2 separate regions of the Homo sapiens genome follow, and region 1 is linked to region 2. A link is an interaction called in ENCODE POLR2A ChIA-PET data of the cell type or tissue named here. Cell type or tissue: GM12878. All regions are shown on one strand.

Region 1 (4,000 bases), 78 kb before region 2:
ATTAGGTCAAATCTTTTTTTCACTGTCTTTGTTATAATTTTGAAATGGTGGTTTTATCACTTTAAATCATGACTATCACAATTTTCATAAATAATCTAGGTAAAAAATTAAAACAAAATAATTAGGTAAATGTAATGGGATAAACACCTGTAGACAAACTGGTCATAATTTAGAATATAAAGTTATATTAAATTAAATAATAGATACTTTTTTTTGGGGTATTTTCCAATAAACATATATTGTAGGAAAACATTCTTGCTAAAAAAAAAAAAGGGGGTGTCCTTTTTTAAGAGAATGTTGAATAAGTTTTGTCTAATTCAAAGCTTAAAGGTTGTATATAAAACAAAATAAAAAGAACCAGAAAATAAAAAGAGATGTAAAGAAAGTCATAACAAGAAAGAGGTTCGTTTTGTGATAAGAAAACTTAAAGAGAAATAATTTTATATGAGAAAGAATCTTGTATGGTAAATGCAGTTTTAAAATAAAATAATTAAATAACTGGTTGTTTAAGAAAGAGAGATGTCCAGGACAAACCGGAAAGTCCAAGCATTTCATGAAAGGTCTGCATAAGTCATAATAAGAGTCTTTATATTTAAAAAAAAACTTTAATATGATCCAGCTGTCATATTGTCATTAAGTTTTGGTTTGCTTAGGAAAAGAAAATGAGACAACTTTTTTTTAAATTAAGGTTATTACATCCATGTATCTTCCTGTACGTACTTTTAAAGCCCCTGTGATATTGAGTTACAGGGTTTTGACTCCTGGGTCTAAAAAGGACACCAAGTCCTGCTAAATCTTAAACACTGACAGCAATTAAAGCCTCATCTTCAGGCCCAATAGAAGATGCCAATCAAAATAAAATGCATTCCTGACACATGGGGCAATAAATTAAAGCTATTCAACTCCTCAAGGCCCAGGCACTATTGAGGGAGAGGTGGACACATAAGATTGTAAGGGTTGATTTTGAAAGATTAAATAAGTTCTGTTTCTCTATAAGTTAATCATTAATGTTAAAGGCATACTTCTGCAAGACCAACACATGGACCCCTGTGTCAGATTAACAAGGGTTTCTTGAAGCATTAACCAACAACTATATAAAGGTTATAAAGGTTATAAAAGGCTTATGGAAGCTATATCTTACAGTCAAGATTAAAATTTTACAGATTATTTATAAAATTTTGAAAAAATTAATTGGCTTCATACTGTTTTTATTAGGGCTTATTGTTTGGAAAATTAAGCCTTCTCTCTCAAAGAATAAAGACTTTTGTCTGTGTTTTTTTTTAAATCTTTGAGTTAGCACTTTGGTTAAATGAATGACTTATTTTACTATGACCTGTGACCCTATTTTATGATATCAAATGTTTAAAACCTTTGATGTTTGACAAACTGTCCAAAATCAAATTATAAATTATGTCTTTTTATGACCTAATTAATTCTTTAAGATATTAGGTTCCCTAAAGTCCAAAAAATACCACATAATTTGGCTTATTTGGTACAAAAATTACACAGGAAGCATTGTCAAATATGAAATGGTATTTGGTTCCCTTTGGGCTATATTTGTACAAATAGTTACTGTTAATAGTTCCAAAATTATAGGAAACTCCTATAATTCTGATATAACTTAGTGTACATTATCAGTAATAATCATAATTGTTATGTTAAAATTATTGTGTGCTACAGAGGTAACAAATTTCCTTGTCAATTGTGTCTTTGACTGTGGCTGCCCTAAAAGTTTTTGTCATCCATGGACAATTGTTGTTTTGGTCCTATTTAGAAGGTGGTTTTATAGCACCTGTAGTCCCAGCTACTTGGGAGGCTGAGGCAGGAGAATGGTGTGAACCTGGGAGGCGGAGCTTGCAGTGAGCAGAGATCATGCCACTGCACTCCAGCCTGGGTGACAGAGAGAGACTCTGTCTCAAAAAAAAAATAAATAAATAAGGTGGTTCTATAATCAGCTATAAAACTCTAACAGGTGCTCTTGAATGCGGGTTTCTGATAACTTTGGAGACTGTGTATCAAAATAGAGGAAAAACTTTCAGGACTCATGGACAGCTAAAATGTTCATGAATATCAAGAAGAACAGGAATATACTACATGGACTGAACTAATCTTTTTGACTTTTTTGCTTAAAACGTTTGCTGATCCTTTGTTTTGTTTTTCAGAGTCTTAATACCTTTATTTTATGCTATTGACAGCTTCTAACAACTCAGTATACTCCTATGAACAAAATTTGGAGCATATTTGTTTCTCTCTACCTGATTTCTTCAGACTGTGGAAACTATTTGTGAGTATTTTTAACTTATGGCAATACAGTTATTTGCATAAGTGCAATAAGAATCTGTTTTCATTTGTAACAGGAAACAACTGGAGAAACGTTATTTCACCAAGGCTTTGACTGGAATGTTGTGCTTTTTTTTAAGGAATCAAACTTGACTTATGGATCCAATAAAGCCCTTGGAAAAACTGGCCTCATATTTTGTGTAAACAGTCCCCGTACAGGGTTTCTGACTTGTGGTAAGTAATGAATGTCACCTTCCGACAGGCCCAGAAGCCCCAGGTTTATCTTGAAACCTCAAGAGGAGAGGAAATTCACCCAATTCATAGATATTTGATGACAAAATCCATGCCTGGTTTGGCTTTAAAAAGTCTCATCTGAGATTCTTCTTATGAACAAGTTTCATCAAAGCCAATTTAAAAGCCTATGTTTTATATATATATATATATATATATATATATATATATATATACACATACATATACATACACACACACATATATATATAATTGCCACATTATATGCAAATAATTAGGCCAAGTATAATAAAGCAAACCTGTTCTGCCATAATTTGTCTTCAGTACAAATGGGAAGTTGGAGAGAGAAAAATTATGTTTCAAAACTATAGTACCCCTGTTGTTAGATTGTGGTCTTGCCTAATGTTTTTTTTCAAGTTTTATTATTTTCTACAGTTTGAACTGAATTCTAATTTTTCTTGGCTACAAGTCTTCAAAATAATGTTTTCAATTATTTTTCCTTCTTTTTTTTCAAGTTTTCCTAATTTGGAATCACTGAAAACTAAGTTTTGCTTTCTTAAAACCCTGTGAACTGAAGCCAGACAACTTAAACTTCAGAAGAAAATAACAGCAACCTATTTGCATACATAAGCCACTTGCATACCTGCCTACTAATGTATGGACTTCAGAGTAATGTGGCTGATATACATTTTTCCAGGATTGTTCTTTTGTTTATTGTTGTTTTTCTCCCTTCTTCCCCCAATTTTCTCTTCATAGGACATGAGACTTCACAGCCTGCTAAAAATAAGCTTTTGGGACCTACCCATTTAGGAATAAACAGTCCTAGCCTTGAGAGATCAGATGAAATCTGAGGCCAGAGACTCATTTTCTTCTAAAATGCTTTCTCCAAAAGATTTTTAAATAGAAAAGAGGGGAAATGTGAAAGGAAAATGTCTTCAGCCCCTTCAAGCTGGGAACTCTCAGTACAAATCTGTCTCTCATTCTATTCAAAGTCATTTCTCTGCTCAGAGATAGATGCATATTCTGATTGCCTTCTTTGGAAAGACTTACCAGAAACTCAAAAGAATGCAACCATCTGTCTCTCACCTACCTGTGACCTGGAAGCCCATAGGGTAAAGGGGGCTTGCTTTGAGTTGTCTCTACTTTTCTGAATGGAATGAATGTACTTCTTACATTTATTGATTGATGTCTCATGTTTCCCTAAAATGTATAAAACCAATCTGTGCCCCGGCCACCCTGGGCATGTGTTGTCAGGACTTCCTAAGGCTATGTCACAGGTGCATCCTCAACTTTGGCAAATAAACTTTCTAAATTAACTGAGACCTCTCTCAGATTTTCTGGGTTCACTATTCCTACTTGGAAAATTGTCGATATTGTGAATGAGGGGGATTTGAAGTATCATTGTTTCTCTCCCTCCCCAAAATCAGTTTTGGAATTACCCTTTCTCTCTCATTTCCAAAGATTAGGT
Region 2 (4,000 bases):
CTTGTGTGTGTGTGTGTGTGTGGCAGAGTCTCACTCTGTAGCCCAGGCTGGAGTGCAGTGATGTGATCTAGGCTCACTGCAACCTTTGTCTCCCAGGCTCAAGCGATTCTCCTGCCTCACCCTCCCGAGTAACTGGGATTACAGGCATGCACCACCATGCTGGGCTAATTTTTGTATTTTTAGTAGAGACAGGGTTTCACTATGTTGGCCAGGCTGGTCTCGAACTCCTGACCACAAGTGGTCCGCCCGCCTCAGCCTCCCAAAGTGCTGGGATTACAGGCATGAGCCACTGCACCTGGCCCTCAACTCATTTTTTGAGGCCAGCATTAACCTCACACCAAAATCAGACATTATAAGAAAATAGAACTACAAACAAATATCCTCATGAATATAGATACAAAACACCAACAAAATATTAGCAAACCAAATTGTGTAAGATATTAAAATAATGATCTATCATGACCAAGTGGAAATTTTCCTTGAAATGCAATATTGTTCAACTTTTGAAAGTAAATCTATAGGGCTGGGCATGTTGGCTCACACCTGTAATCCCAGCACTTTGGGAGGCCAAGGCTGGCAGATCACTTGAGGTCAGGAGTTCAAGACCAGCCTGAACAAAATGGTGAAACCCTGTCTCTACTAAAACACAAAAAGTAGCTGGGCATGATGGTATGTGCCTGTGGTCGCAGCTACTCAGGAGGCTGAGACACAAATCTCTTGAACCCAGGAGACAGAGGTTTCAGTGAGCTGAGATCACGCCACGGCACTCCAGCCTGGGCAACAGAGCAAGACACTGTCTCAAAACAAAAACAAAAACAAAACAAAACAAAAAGAAAGTAAATCAATAGGATTTACCATATCAGCCAAACTAAACGAGAAAAGCCATACCATCCTCTCACAAGATGCAGAAGGATGGTTTGACAAAATTCAACAACTATTCATGAAAACTCTAAGCAAACTAGGATTACAGGTTGAGACTTCCTTAACCTCATAAAGGGCATCTTTGAAAAACCTATAGTTAATATCATAACTAATGATGAAAGACTGGGTACTTTCCCCCTAATATCAGAAAAAAAGGTAAATATGTTCACTCCTATTACTTCAGTTCAACATCGTACTGAAAGTCCTTGTCAGTGCAGTAAGGCAAGAAAAAGTAATAAAAGGCATACAGATTGCAAAGGGATAAACAAAACTGCCTCTATTCACAGATGACATCACCTATGTAGAATCTACATAGAAACTTAGGTTTTAGTTGCTTTTCTTCCCGTTCTGTCTTTTTTTTTTTCTCTTTTGTAGAATTGGTGTAATATTTTCCTTAAATGTATGCTAGCGTTCACCAGTGAAGCATCTGGAGTTGTTTTGAGGGATGGTTTTAAACTATAAATTCAAATTTTAAAGTAAATGTAAGACTGTGTAGCTTATCTTGAGTAAGTTTTGCTAATTTGCATCTTTCAAAGACTTTATCCATTTCATATAAGTTGTCAAATTTTTGGTGTAAAATTGTTTATAATTTTTTTGTTATCCTTTTAATATCTCCTTTGTTCAGAGCAGCAGTTCAAATCACAGTCAAACTCTAAACTTCACTCGATGGCTTGGCATCTGTCCCATATGAGAGCAGCTCAAAGGTCAGTAAGAGATGTGGGCAGATGGGGATCCCCCTTTAGTCTCTATTCTTTTGGGGATTTCCTCTTAATTTTCTTTGTGCTGTGGTTGCCCCATACTCTGGTTCTTCTAGCCAGTAATATGTGGGGTTTATATGGAGCTTTAGCCATTCTACATAGTGCAGGCTAGAACCTGCCTTGGCCTAAAAGCTGTAAAATCTAAAAACTCATCAATGCCATTTTCTTCTTTCATATATTGGCTTCTTCCAGCATCTTCCTGCTTTTAATCACTCTCCAGTGTCTTCAGATACTGTTTTTAAAAATATATTTTGTCCTCTGTGTGTGTATATAATTTTTTATGTAGATTGATCTGATAAAAGATGCTCAGATCTTACTGGAGATGAAATCTCCATTGCTTTTTATTTTTAAACCACTACCACTAAGACTCCAAAATTATCAACTCTTTTCCATATGAAGTATAATCCATTTATAAAGAACAAGATTGTGAGGAAAATCTTTCACAGATCCTATAAGTCTGAGATAAATCACCCCAATAATTTCAGATCCTGTAGCATTTTCTTGAGTCTGCTTGAAATTGTAGGTATCAAACAATAAACCAGGAATCCCATACCCTTCCTGGCTTTTAACAGGGCAAAAGTTTGAGTCCTCACTTTATTACACTTTGTACATCATGCTTTCATATGTGACAGTGCAGGGAATACTTACGTCAGATAAAAATTTATTTTACATAAAGATTTTTGCCCTGAATCCTCCTTCCTTTCCTATCCTACTGAGCTAAGCTGGAAAACCTAAAAAGATATATGAGGGTCTCTTTAATACTTTTTCCTTAAGCCCAGTGGAAATGCTACACTATCAGCAACTTGCTTTTCTCTTCCAGGATGTCCTGGTTCCTTTTATCTTCCAGGCCATCAAAAAGTCCCAGAACTTTGATCATGCTTAGATTTTAAAAAAATCTCCTAGATAAAAGAGCTAGCTAAGTGAGGGACAAGTGGAGTAAAATCCTTTCTCTTGGGAGGTTGAAGCAGGAGGATCACTTGAGCTTAGGAGTTCAAGTCCAGTCCAGCCTGGGAAACATAGAAAAACCCTGTCTTTTTTTTTTTTTTTTTTGAGACAGAGTCTCACTATGTTGCCCAGGCTGGAGTGCAGTGGCATGATCTTGTCTCATCGCAACTTCTGCCTCCTGGGCTCAAGAGATCCTCCCACCTCAGCCTCCCTAGACTACAGGTGCACGTCAGCACTCCCAGCTAATTGTATTTTTTGTAGAGACAGGGTTTTGCCATGTTCCCCCAGCTGATCTTGAACTCATGAGCTCAAGCGATCTGCCCGCCTTGGCCTCCCAAATTGCTGGGATTCCAGGTGTGAGCCACCACGCCCAGCCAACTGTATATATATAGCCAGCTGCAGTGGCTCACGCCTGTAATCCCAGCACTTTGGGAGGTCGAGGCAGGTGGCTCACCCGAGGTCAGAAGTTCAAGACGAGCCTGGTCAACATGGTGAAACCCCGTCACTACAAAAATTACAAAAATTAGCCGGGCGTGGTGGTAGGGGCCTGTAATCCCAGCTACTCAGGAGGCTAAGGCACAAGAATCGCTTGAATCTGGGAGGTGAAGGTTGCAGTGAGCCAAGATCACACCACTGCACTCCAGCCTGGGCAACAGAGCAAGACTCTGTCAAAAAAAAAAAAAAAATATATATATATACACACACACACACACACACACACACACACACATACTTTTATGTAGATTGATCTGATAAAAGATGCTCAGATACGTATATATATATGTGTATATATACACATATACATATACATATATACGTATATATACACACATATATACATTTACATATACACATATATACACATATACACATAAACACATATATACACATATGTGTATATATATACACACACATATGTGTATATATATACACACACATATGTGTATATATATACACACACATATGTGTATATATATACACACACATATGTGTATATATATACCTCATACCCTACACACCAAACATACAAATGTCCCTGTAGTTTCCTGAAAACACCAGGTGGTTCAGGCCTGCCATCTCCATACCTGAGCTGCCAGTTCTTTCACCCTCATCTCTGTGCACCTTGCCAACACATACTCACATACAGAATCTCACCTGGACCCCCCACCCTCAGCCAAAACTGATCGTTCCTTCTTTTGTGAATCCTGACACACACGTGTATATATATACATACACATATGTGTGTGTGTGTGTGTATATATATATATATATATATATATATATATATATAACCCTTTCTCTATGGTAGGGCATCACTCTACGTCTTTATCTATTCTTCCTTTCGATTATCAGTAAATAAAATGCTTATTTATGCA

What was found. ChIA-PET counts read pairs that join two places held together with the same protein. Peaks named below come from ENCODE experiments on the same cell type or tissue, not always from the same donor. Only the 100,000 strongest peaks of a DNase experiment are listed, where the experiment ranks them.
Region 1: POLR2A ChIA-PET joins it to region 2 with 6 read pairs; 2 of 35 experiments call an interaction of 5 or more read pairs at or near these places.

Annotation. Positions count from the first base shown.
Region 1 is chr1:119,342,641-119,346,640 of GRCh38, reverse strand. All of the region lies in intron 2 of LINC01780 (long intergenic non-protein coding RNA 1780), which reads right to left. Among named protein-coding and RNA genes, the nearest start is that of LINC01780, 16 kb to the right of the region's middle. In GM12878, no CTCF peak of the experiment used is centred here; no DNase peak of the experiment used is centred here.
Region 2 is chr1:119,264,242-119,268,241 of GRCh38, reverse strand. All of the region lies in intron 6 of WARS2-AS1 (WARS2 antisense RNA 1), which reads right to left. Among named protein-coding and RNA genes, the nearest start is that of LINC01780, 62 kb to the left of the region's middle. RefSeq lists an enhancer at 1,505-1,674. In GM12878, no CTCF peak of the experiment used is centred here; a DNase peak (open chromatin) is centred at 1,651; H3K27ac peaks cover 275 bases.